Regions from separate parts of the Homo sapiens genome. Here region 2 is linked to region 1. A link is a contact called in ENCODE Hi-C data. All regions are on one chromosome and are shown on one strand. Each heading gives the region's core, a stretch centred on a gene start or an enhancer-like site at or near the end of the contact. The rest is flanking DNA. Distances are from core to core; before and after follow the strand shown.

What was found. Hi-C counts contacts between places; a loop is a spot of excess contacts on that map.
Region 2: a map of Right ventricle myocardium inferior shows a loop between it and region 1 (3-fold over the local background). The contact joins two enhancer-like sites. A Hi-C loop is called at or near these places in 2 of 168 maps with a recorded cell type or tissue (Right ventricle myocardium inferior and psoas muscle).

What each region holds. Positions count from the first base shown.
Region 1 is chr16:55,387,522-55,392,551 of GRCh38, reverse strand. No RefSeq gene overlaps it. Among named protein-coding and RNA genes, the nearest start is that of IRX6, 66 kb to the right of the region's middle. RefSeq lists an enhancer at 726-2,048. Within about 2 kb of position 2,736, at least 6 of the 41 ENCODE cell types and tissues checked have a DNase peak (open chromatin) inside an H3K27ac peak, as active enhancers do; they include psoas muscle, where a contact is called at or near this core.
Region 2 is chr16:53,965,317-53,970,346 of GRCh38, reverse strand. The region is part of intron 8 of FTO (FTO alpha-ketoglutarate dependent dioxygenase); the gene reads right to left. Among named protein-coding and RNA genes, the nearest start is that of FTO-IT1, 72 kb to the left of the region's middle. Within about 2 kb of position 2,991, at least 2 of the 41 ENCODE cell types and tissues checked have a DNase peak (open chromatin) inside an H3K27ac peak, as active enhancers do; they include psoas muscle, where a contact is called at or near this core.

The sequences.
Region 1 (5,030 bases), core at 1,487-3,986:
TCGTCTTACAGTTCTGGAGGCTGGAAGTCTGAGATCAAGGTTATCAGCAGGGTTGGTTTCTTCTGAGGGCTGTGAGGAGGGAGCTGTTTCGGTCTTCCCTGGCTACCGGTGATTTATTGGAAGTCTCTGGTATTCCTGGAAGTCTCTGGTATTCCTTAGCTTGTAGCAGTATCACCTCAATCTCTGCCTTCATCTTCATATGGCATTCTCTCTGTGTGCATGTCTGTTTTTGTCCAAATTTCCCCTTTTAATAAGGACACCAGTCATATTGGACTAGGGTTCCACCCTACTCCAGTGTGACTTCATCTTAACTAATCTCATGAGCAATGACCCTGTTTCTAAATAAAGTCACATTATGGAGCAGTGGGGGTCAGGACTTCAACATGTGAATTTTGTGGGGACACAGCCTCAAACCACAACAGCCTCTTTTATGACAGTACTACCATGAACTCCCACGCCTGCATTTCAGGGCTCAAATACAGCACATATCCATCCCTGATCTAATCACTGTTATACCAGTTTTTCTCTGGAACCATTAGTAAAAACACAGCCCAAACCACAAGAACTGATGGTGGGGCTGGAGAAAGGAGGTGATGTTAGGAGAAGAAGCATGAATAGATGTCAGACATGCAAAACATGAAAAAACCTGCACAAGGAAAACCAAGCAATCCAGAACCCATGTCCTGAGACCTGAGCAATAGCTAAGGCTCCAGAAACAGGAAACCTGAAGAATGCACTTGACTCTGTCTCTTTAAAAAGAAATCGTTTGTTAGTTTGTTGTCATGAATCAAACTAGAAAGTTGAGCTGCCAAACTGTTTTTGGTTCTTACAAGGCATCATGGAAGCCGCTTGGCCCCTGGTAGCTTCGTGTTTTGCATTTATTTCTTTTCATATTGGAAGATTAAAACAATAGCTTCTGGTTATCATCCCACATATTATTGATTAAAATCCTTGCCCGAAGACCTTCCATCTCACTTTTCAGCGTGGTGTGATTTACTTTTCTTTTTACTCCCTGTAACATATGATTAATGCTGATCTCAGGAGTCCCGGTGAGATGAAGCTGGGTGTCAGGTACGATTTGTCAGCTTGGAAGTATAGATTATTTTATGTTTCTCGAACTTTGTGGCCAAGGGAACACAGCTCTTGATTGTTAAATCCATCCACACTTTCCCCTGGGCTATGAAATGCCAGAAACATTAAATAGCCCACTTAATACATAACCTCATTCTGTATGCTTGACTATTTTGTTTTTAATTTTTCTTCCCTTTCCCGGCTGCTCACATGAAATGGGATCAAAGAAAAAAATTATCCTCCCTGGATTTTGTTAAAATATTAATAGGTTAGGGTTGACTGGCTAAATTGAATATCTTTGCTGATCTCACTTGCATGTTTAACTTGTGCTTAGGAAAATATGTTTCCTAGGTGATAACCTTTTATGTACTAGCCTGACTTCATTGAAATGCATAGAGATAAAAATATGTCACGCTCAGCGGCTATGCTATTCTTGTGTGGCACTGTGATTATTCAGATGGTAATTGGCCCCCACCTGTAGACAGCTCCGATTCTGTAGTCAATCATTTCATTTGATGTTAAAATATGTGAAAGTACAATTATATAATTTACATTACAAATCATGTTGAATGCCAGGGGTCTCTGAACTGCTGACAAATTCAAAGGAATCAAGGGTTGCAGGGAGAGAACTCGGGTCAATAAATGAAGTGAATTACACCGGGCGAGGGGTTCAACTTTTCTTATTTGTGTCCACAACAAGAGCTTTTGTGCATGTGTCATTGAGAGAGTGCCTATGGCCTTCTCTCGGCACCGAAATGGCAGCTTTTTAGATGCCTTTCTAAGGATGTCTCCCCCTTTCCTTTCAAAGAATTGCTCCTTGTGGCCTCCCATTAGGTAAAGTAAGGACTTGTCAAGACCAGAAAGGGAAAGCTGATCTATTAAAGTGAAGATGGCATCAAGTCTGGAAGGTTGAAGTAGCTGCTGCATGCAGAACCCAACACAGGCGGGGGTCGTAGCCTTGTAAATTAGGCTTGCAAGTTTCCAAACTCCAGATCTCGGCCATCAAACTTGAAACTTGTATGAATAGTGTCAGGAGTCGTGGCTGTTATTTATCTAGCTTTTAATGTGTGCCCAGTACTGGGTTAAATATTTTCCATACATTATCCCTTTAATCCTCACAATATCCATGTGAGGTGGGTCTGCTGTCACCCCTTACATATGAAGAAAATAAGCACAAGGGGTTCGTGGGGCTTGCCCAAGGCTATTTAGTAGGAAGCTGGGAAAGTTGAAGCTGGTGACCAAGTCTAGGAAAGTCCTTTTGGTGACCGAGTCTGGGCTGGTGGTCACTCTGTTCTTCTGGATCAGGCATCAGATGCTTAGTGACTACACAGGACCAGGGAAGTGCTCATGACAGAACCTCTCCTTCCGTGGGGTTTACAGGAAAGCAGGTGGGTTGAGGTGGAAGTGAGGATCCTAGGTAAGGGCGACCCAGGTAGGAAACTCACCAGTCATCGGGTTCTCAATGGAGATGGAGTATCCACTGCTGTGATGTAGAGTCCAGCCCTAGGGCTTGCAGATGAGCAGGCTTTCAAGCGCTCCTGTAGGCCAGGAGAGGAAGCATGTTTTTTTCTCCCACGTTTGCATAATACTCCCAGCATGGGAGTCATCCAGGCCCTCTCACCCTCTTTCTCTGCCACATTCCACAGCAGCTGGGCTGGGCAGTCCATGGGGCCTCTTGACTTTCAGAGTAAGTGAACTACTGGTCCAGGTACATGAAAGAAAAAGCTCTACTTCCCCTTAAAGTGATTTTGAACACCAAGGGCTGGGTTCATCTCGGATGTGGACATCTGATCCTTGAAATGTGCTGGGAATTCTGCCATGCTGGCTAAGAAGTGCTGCTTTGCTGCCAATGCCCCTTGCATGGCCACGAGCTGGCTTCTGGGCAACCTCTCCCGGAAGTCCTTGTGAAGAGGACATGATGGACTACATCCCCACAGCAGGTGTCAACCTGAGTCAGTCACCATCATGATTTCCGCCATGTTGCAACCTCCTCTCCTCCTAATCACTTAGCACAATCGTTAAGAGCACAGAGTCTGGAAACAAGTGTCTAGGTTCAAATCTCTGCTCTGCTGTCTGCTGGCTGTGAGATCTAGCAGAAGTTCATCTCTGTGCCTCAGTTTCCTCATTTGTAAGCAAAATAAACAATAGTGCCTGTCATACAGCCTTATTATAATGATTAAGAGTTAAAACACAGAGCACTTAGAACAATGCCTGATACACAGGGTTACAGGGCAGTGTGAAAAATTATTTTTTTCTTAAATGAGAATTATCTTTTTTACCAGTTATATAATATATGAAGTTAAATTTGTTTATAATAAACCTTAAAATAAACAATATAACTACTAAATATTGTTTTGAATTCTGTTGATGGGTCCCAAGGGGACTGGATACTGCACTCTGGGAAGCCACTAAGAGTAAAGGTCAAAGTTCTTGCCCTGGCATTCCAAATCCCCCACACGTTGTTCTCCCACAAGCAACTGACCAGGTAATTTATGCTCTGTTGATTTGGATACTTCCAAAAAAAAAAAAAACACAAGTTGTTTTGTTATTTTTTTCCAGAGGCAGCATGGCCTAGCAGTTATGCACACAGACCTAGAGTCAATGACACGGGTTTGAACCCTAGCTCTGTGCCACCTTAGCCGTGGAATATCAGTTACTCCTCCTCTCTGTGTGTCTCAGCTTTCTCAACTATAAAATGGGGATAATAATAGACTTCACCTCATTAGAGGGATTGGGACAATTAAAGGAGTTAGTTCATGCTTGGCCAAAGTGAAAGTTCCTTAAATGTGAGCCAATTAGGCACTGGTATTACAGTCACATTTATATGTTAAATAGAAGTCATTAAGCCTGTCTATTGGACCAAAGAATGAAACAGTGGCTTTCACACCCAGGGTCTGGGACTATTTTAGGAGCTCCAAGCATCTTTCCTCCCCACTGGAGACTGCGCTGCAGAGAGCTGGGAATGTGGGGAAGCTGACCCAGGATCGAGCGGGCCATTTCTCCACTCAGTCAGAAAGTCCAGCAGCAGAAATCACCCACTTGGTGAATGAGCCAGACACCCTGGCCAGGGAAAATTTCCCAGACATTTTCTAGATACTCATTTTGAAAGTGAATTGAGACATTATTTTTAATTAAAGTGGCAATCTGCCCCCATGAGATTCCCTGTCCCTAGAATGCTTAAATAATGGCCTCTGTTTGGTTCCGTCTCTGCCTTCTCTTCCTCCTATTAATTTCAAGCCCATCAGAGGGCCAGTTTACTAAATTGGTTTTAATGGAAATTTAGCCAACATGAATAATAATGAAATGTAAAATTATTCCTTAGCTAATGAACAGCCAGTGGCTTTGGGGTTAATTGTTTGCTTCTGGTGTCAGCTTATTTATATTGAAATAGAATTGTAATAGGACTCTAAACTAAAACTGTTTCATCTCCTTGATCATCACTTACCTTAGGGTTTATTCTTTACCATTAGTCATTGTTTAGTAATCGCTCCCACTTTGGATTCACTTGTGAATTAATTAATTACCTAGTTAAACTTGAGCACTTTTTTTCTTTAGAAAATAGAAAACATCTTTTCTCACCTTGTTATCTACAGCTGGTACTGTGAAGGAAATATTAACACTAGGTAGTGACAGTGATATTTCCTGCTAGCATTGTGCTTTTATTCTAACAATAGCCACATGCACTGTTTTAGTCATTTCAAGGCTGCTATAACAAATTACTGTAGACTGGGTTGCTTGAAAAAAACAAACATTTATTTCTCACATTTCTGGAGGCTAAGTCCAAGACTAGGATGCTAGAAGATCTGGTGTCTGGTGAGGGCCTGTGCCCTGATTTGCAGATGGCTGTCTTCTTGTATCCTCATATGGCAGGGAGAGAGCGAATGCATGCTCTTCTGTCTCTTTGTCTCTTGTCAGGACACTAATCCCACTCATGAGGACTCTGTATGTACATACAATGG
Region 2 (5,030 bases), core at 1,742-4,241, 1.4 Mb after region 1:
AAGTGCTGGGATTACAGGCTTGAGCTACCGCGCCCAGCCCCTGTTGTTTTTCACCCAAGTCGGCTTCCCTCTTGTATGTCACCTGCCCAATTCCTAGTCCATATGATTAAGGGAGGCAAATGATGATGGAGAACTGTAAATAATTTGAATTCCCTTTTAAACGGGAATCATTGCCTATTAAACTTGAGCTTTAGTTTGGTTTGTTAGGTCACCAGAAAATTACGGTCCAATCTACTACTCTCCTCACCATGCAACAGGCAATTTCAGGGTCTTTCTTATCAACAAAAGAACCATTGGCCACACCTCGCCTCCTCCGTTGGACATGCTCCTCAGTCCAGAGTCTGCTGGTGCACTCTTTTCCTCTTTTCTTGAAGTTAGTCTGTGGCAAGGCCCTGGCTAGCCTCCTCCTCCGTGCTTAGCAACTACAGAGGCGAGCACACAGCACACTTTTAGGCAGCAGTTCACAGCCACGTTACCCTAACTGCTTTTCTATATTACAGAGACAAATTATTTTCTGCGTTTCCTGAGACAGAGATAGAGCAGGTTACGGGCGAGGCTTTCTTTCTCCCTATACATATTCTAGCTATCACCTGGCAGAACTCTGGCTCTGTTTGCTGTAGGCAGATGTTTGCATTTTTCTTTTCCCAGGGGCAGAAGGTATAGAAACAGAGAGTGTGCAGTAGTAGAGAGGTGACACTGGAGGATATAGGTCCTGTCACATCTATTGCATAAAGATGCAGTGTGGTGAGAATGTCTGGGAACTCGCTGTTTGTGAGTCGCCACAAAAAAAGCACAAACTACCAATGACAGTATATATTATGTTCATTTACTTACACGCATGCAAAAGGCCATAATGTTGGTAGATGAATTAATAGAAAACAAGCCCCCCCCAAAAAATAAGCAAGTAATTTTCTAGTCTACATGTCTGATCTAGTGAAGGCTGAGGGACAGCTCCTGGACCAAGGACCTTTAGTAAACATCAGGGCTCTGGGCCGAATGTCCTTACCTGTTTCCTAAGGCTTGGGAAACTGTTATTCAGGCAAGAGAGTTATTTCAGATAAAGGACAAATGCTGTCCTTTAATTAACAATATCTATCTCTGGGACAAGCACATCAGGTATACAATACAGAAGATTCTTTTAATATAAAGGACAGATGGCAACTTCACTCCTGGGACTTTCAAGGCTGCCCCAGAAAAACACACAATTTTAAAAGGCTTTGAGAATTCTCTAAGGAGAACCAGTCAGGAGATAAGAATGCTTCATTGCCCCATTTACAAAGTAAACCAGAAAGTGTCTCAGAATCATTCAGAAACACTTGAAGAAGGGTCAGGTAAATCTGAGAGAGGAAAATAATAACTTTTGCCCCATAGTGTAGTTGTGAATATCGTGAAAGTTTCCTTTCCTCTGAGCCAAACAGTACTAGATGAAAAGGAGTTTGAATGTGCTGTACTGACTAACAGTTTGGGCTTCATGATCACATAACAACAAAGCAAAACAAAACTTTCAAATATCCTCCTTATGCTAATATTGAAAACATCCCACCAGGACACTGCCACCCAGCTGAGCACTGGTTTACTTGGTAAAAGGATAGGATGAGGTCCCCAGCTCAAGTGAAATGTCTCTCCTTTTATGGTTCTCATTAATCTGACTCAACACACACATGTGTTGGTACAAGATTCCTACAGCATGTGTTATACCTGCCTAACTGGGTGCTAACATTATAAACCACACATCAACACTTCTTGTCCGAGAGTGTTAATGTCTATTAATGTCCTGCTGGGGAAAAGGCTCTTAGAGCCAGCCCACAGCCACAATTCAAGACTGCCTGCCACGAGTCCTAGACTTGGCCTGCTGATTTTAGATGGTGTATTTCATTACCAGAATTTCTGGAGGAGGGTGGCGATGATGGTGCTGTACTTGGTTTTATGTTGCCAAGATTATCTTCATATATGAAACTTAAAAAGCCATATGAATCTGAAGGAACTTAGGACTGAGGAATCAACCATGTAGAATTTGGCTACTGATACCCCAGATACCAAATTAGGCTTTTCTGCTTCTGCACTGTGATGTTTTGCAACACATTGATATGGGGAGGAAAGGGGCTTGCCAATGTCACAGTGAGCTTCCTTGTCTGCACATTTTCTATACATCCTATGAAGTCATGCACATTATCTCAAGCTGGATTTACTAAGTTCCTAAGTGCACATACAATGTGCTTGTATGTGCAATGTGTATATATGTATATCACTGATAGACCCGAATCAAGTATATATGGTGAATTTCTTTTATATACATATGAAGGCTGCATAATATGTGAACACACACATATACATACATATAAATTAAAACAAATTAATTAAATGATAATTTCATAAATTTTGTGATGTTTTCTCAAGATTTGCTAGGCAGCACAAAAAGTGTATATTTAAACCACACAACTCCATTCCTGCAAATAATAATAAAAAAAGATGTACACACAAGCACAACCGTCAAAACCGGATTTGCCCTTCTCTAAATTAATCCAATTATTCAAATGTCAGTTATATCTGTCACAGCCCGGCTCCTTGGGCCGAACCAAACTGTTAAAAATTAAAACTGTTTTACTTCGTTTAGTCTTTCTGCCTTTTTAGTGTAAAACCCACAGTCTCGACAAAAAGTTGTGGGATTTGACACCCAGTGCAACACAACCCTATTGCTGTCATCCATGCATAATTCACTTTGGAAATATGCACTTGCTTTAAAATATTACTAAAAAATACATGTAACATATGCTAATTTCACTGCGTTGGCTTGTAAGCTCTAGCCACTAGGTTATATGTAAACTTTGCCAAGTGCACACACTGTACATAAAGGGATTATAAATGAAAGGAAATATCTCTGTCCCTAGCTCTCTGTCTCCATCCTTGGCCAAACTGACAGCCCCAAATCCCAGCACCATCTAACATGCCCTTCCCGTGGAGAAGACAGCCTGTTCTCAGAGTCTTAATTACATCCCAGCTGACTACCCAGCGTTGCCAAAATCAGGCAACAAACGCTGGCCCTTCACTCACAATATGGTCTGCTAAACAGACTCCTGGTCACACAGAAAGAAACTTTCACAACGTGGAGAAATAAAGGGACAAGCAGGAGATCAAGGGAGAGCACAAACAGTAACCTAGGGGATGGAAGAGAGAGAAACAATTCATCCCCACCGTGCAAAAAAAGGGGAAAATAAAAAGAAAAACCTTTTCCCAGAATCCTTAGGCACCACTGCGCAGCGGAATTTTAACAAAGCTATCCTTATTATAATGAAATCAAAGACCGACTCATCCAGCCAAGAACTGCTGCTCCTCAAGATGGGAGGCTGATACGAAGACTCAGTAGATTAACGATTGTTAAGCAGGACTCACCCACTCCACACGGATCAGGCCATTATAATTACAGAAGAACAGCATGCAACATTCTACCATTGCAAATGGTATCATACGTTTTCCTGGCTGGCTTTCGGGGAAGGGTTTAGCTCATTTGACATGGCAGAAGGTCCTGGAGCCATGCATTCATAGCTACCTGTCTTTCATATCTAGCGGCATAAAATTAAGTTTCTTTCTTTTTGTGATTGCATCACTTGTATATGACTGCAAAGATGGTCACTGAACTTGGAGGCTATTCTTGGCTTGGTCCACCTCTAAATAGAATTAGCTATTAAAAAGAAAATTTACTTTAAAAGGGAGCTTTGGAAGGCAGTTGTTCTCCAGAGCAACTGAAACCAAGATCAACAAAAGATCTTGAGAATGTGCTAATAGAGAAAGACCTGCTCTATGAATTAAAATGTTGTAGACTGAGAAATCAAACTGTGGTTTCAAATGTGGCCCACAAATCAGAAGTTATAAAGGCAGCTGCTTGGAATTTTCCTTGTTGATTTTGGTATTTGAGATTGTGATTGTGGGGATGCCATTTATTCAACACAATGGGAACACTGCTGCCTGGCATTCTGTCATAATCAAACTGCTTTTCATATGGGCAATTCCACATAGAATGTTCCAAGATTAATAGCACTATGGATTTACTTATTTTAATGATGGTACAAGATTCTCCAGAACAGGGTAGGGGCAGACAATTAAACAGTAAAAATAACAAATACATTATAAACACAATTTGCAAAGCACTTAAATATACATCCTCATTAAGTTTCAAAATTACAGCTGCCATGGTGGCTCACACCTGTAATCCCAGCACTTTGGGAGGACAAGGTGGGCGGATCACTTGAGGCCAGGAGTTCGAGATCAGCCTGGCCAACATGGTGAAACCCCATCTCTACTAAAAACACAAAAATTAGTTAGGCGTGGTGGCGTATGCCTGTAATCCCAGCTACTTAGGAGGCTGAGGCAGGAGAATCTCTTGAATCCGGGAGGCAGAGGTTGCAGTGAGCCGAGATCGTGCCACTGCACTCCAGCCTGGGTGACAGAGGAAGACTCTAACTCAAAAAAAAAAAAAAAAAGTTTCAAAATTACTCTATAAGGTTGGCATTATTATTCTGATTTTACACAAGATGAAACTGAAGGTCAAGGAAGTTAAATGGCTTTTCCAAGATAACAGGGGTTTTGACTCCAAAACTCATTCTTTTTCCACTGCCCTATGTCGTTGCTCTAGAAAACAGAGAGAAAAGAGAGAATGAGGGTAACTAAATATTTCACAGGTACAGCATGAGATAAATCAAGAGAACACAAGAAACTTTAGTTATAGTAAGCTGATGGTTCAGGAGGCACTTAGGCAGGGAGCAAGGAAGTTGAGATGTTGAGAATGCAATTTCTGCTGACACCTCTCCTCCATCCCCAGTACAGTTGCCCTTGGGTGGGGAAGGGTGATTACTTTTAAACAGAAAAGCTACCTACCCAAACATGCCACACAGTTAAATGATACTGCTACCCCTAGTGCCACTATAAATTCCCAAAAAGAATTTGATGTCACTAATCCCTACTATATGGAGCTAACATGATGGGACGTTTTATAAAAGGGGGTCATCCTAGCACTTTGGGAGGCCAAGGTGGGC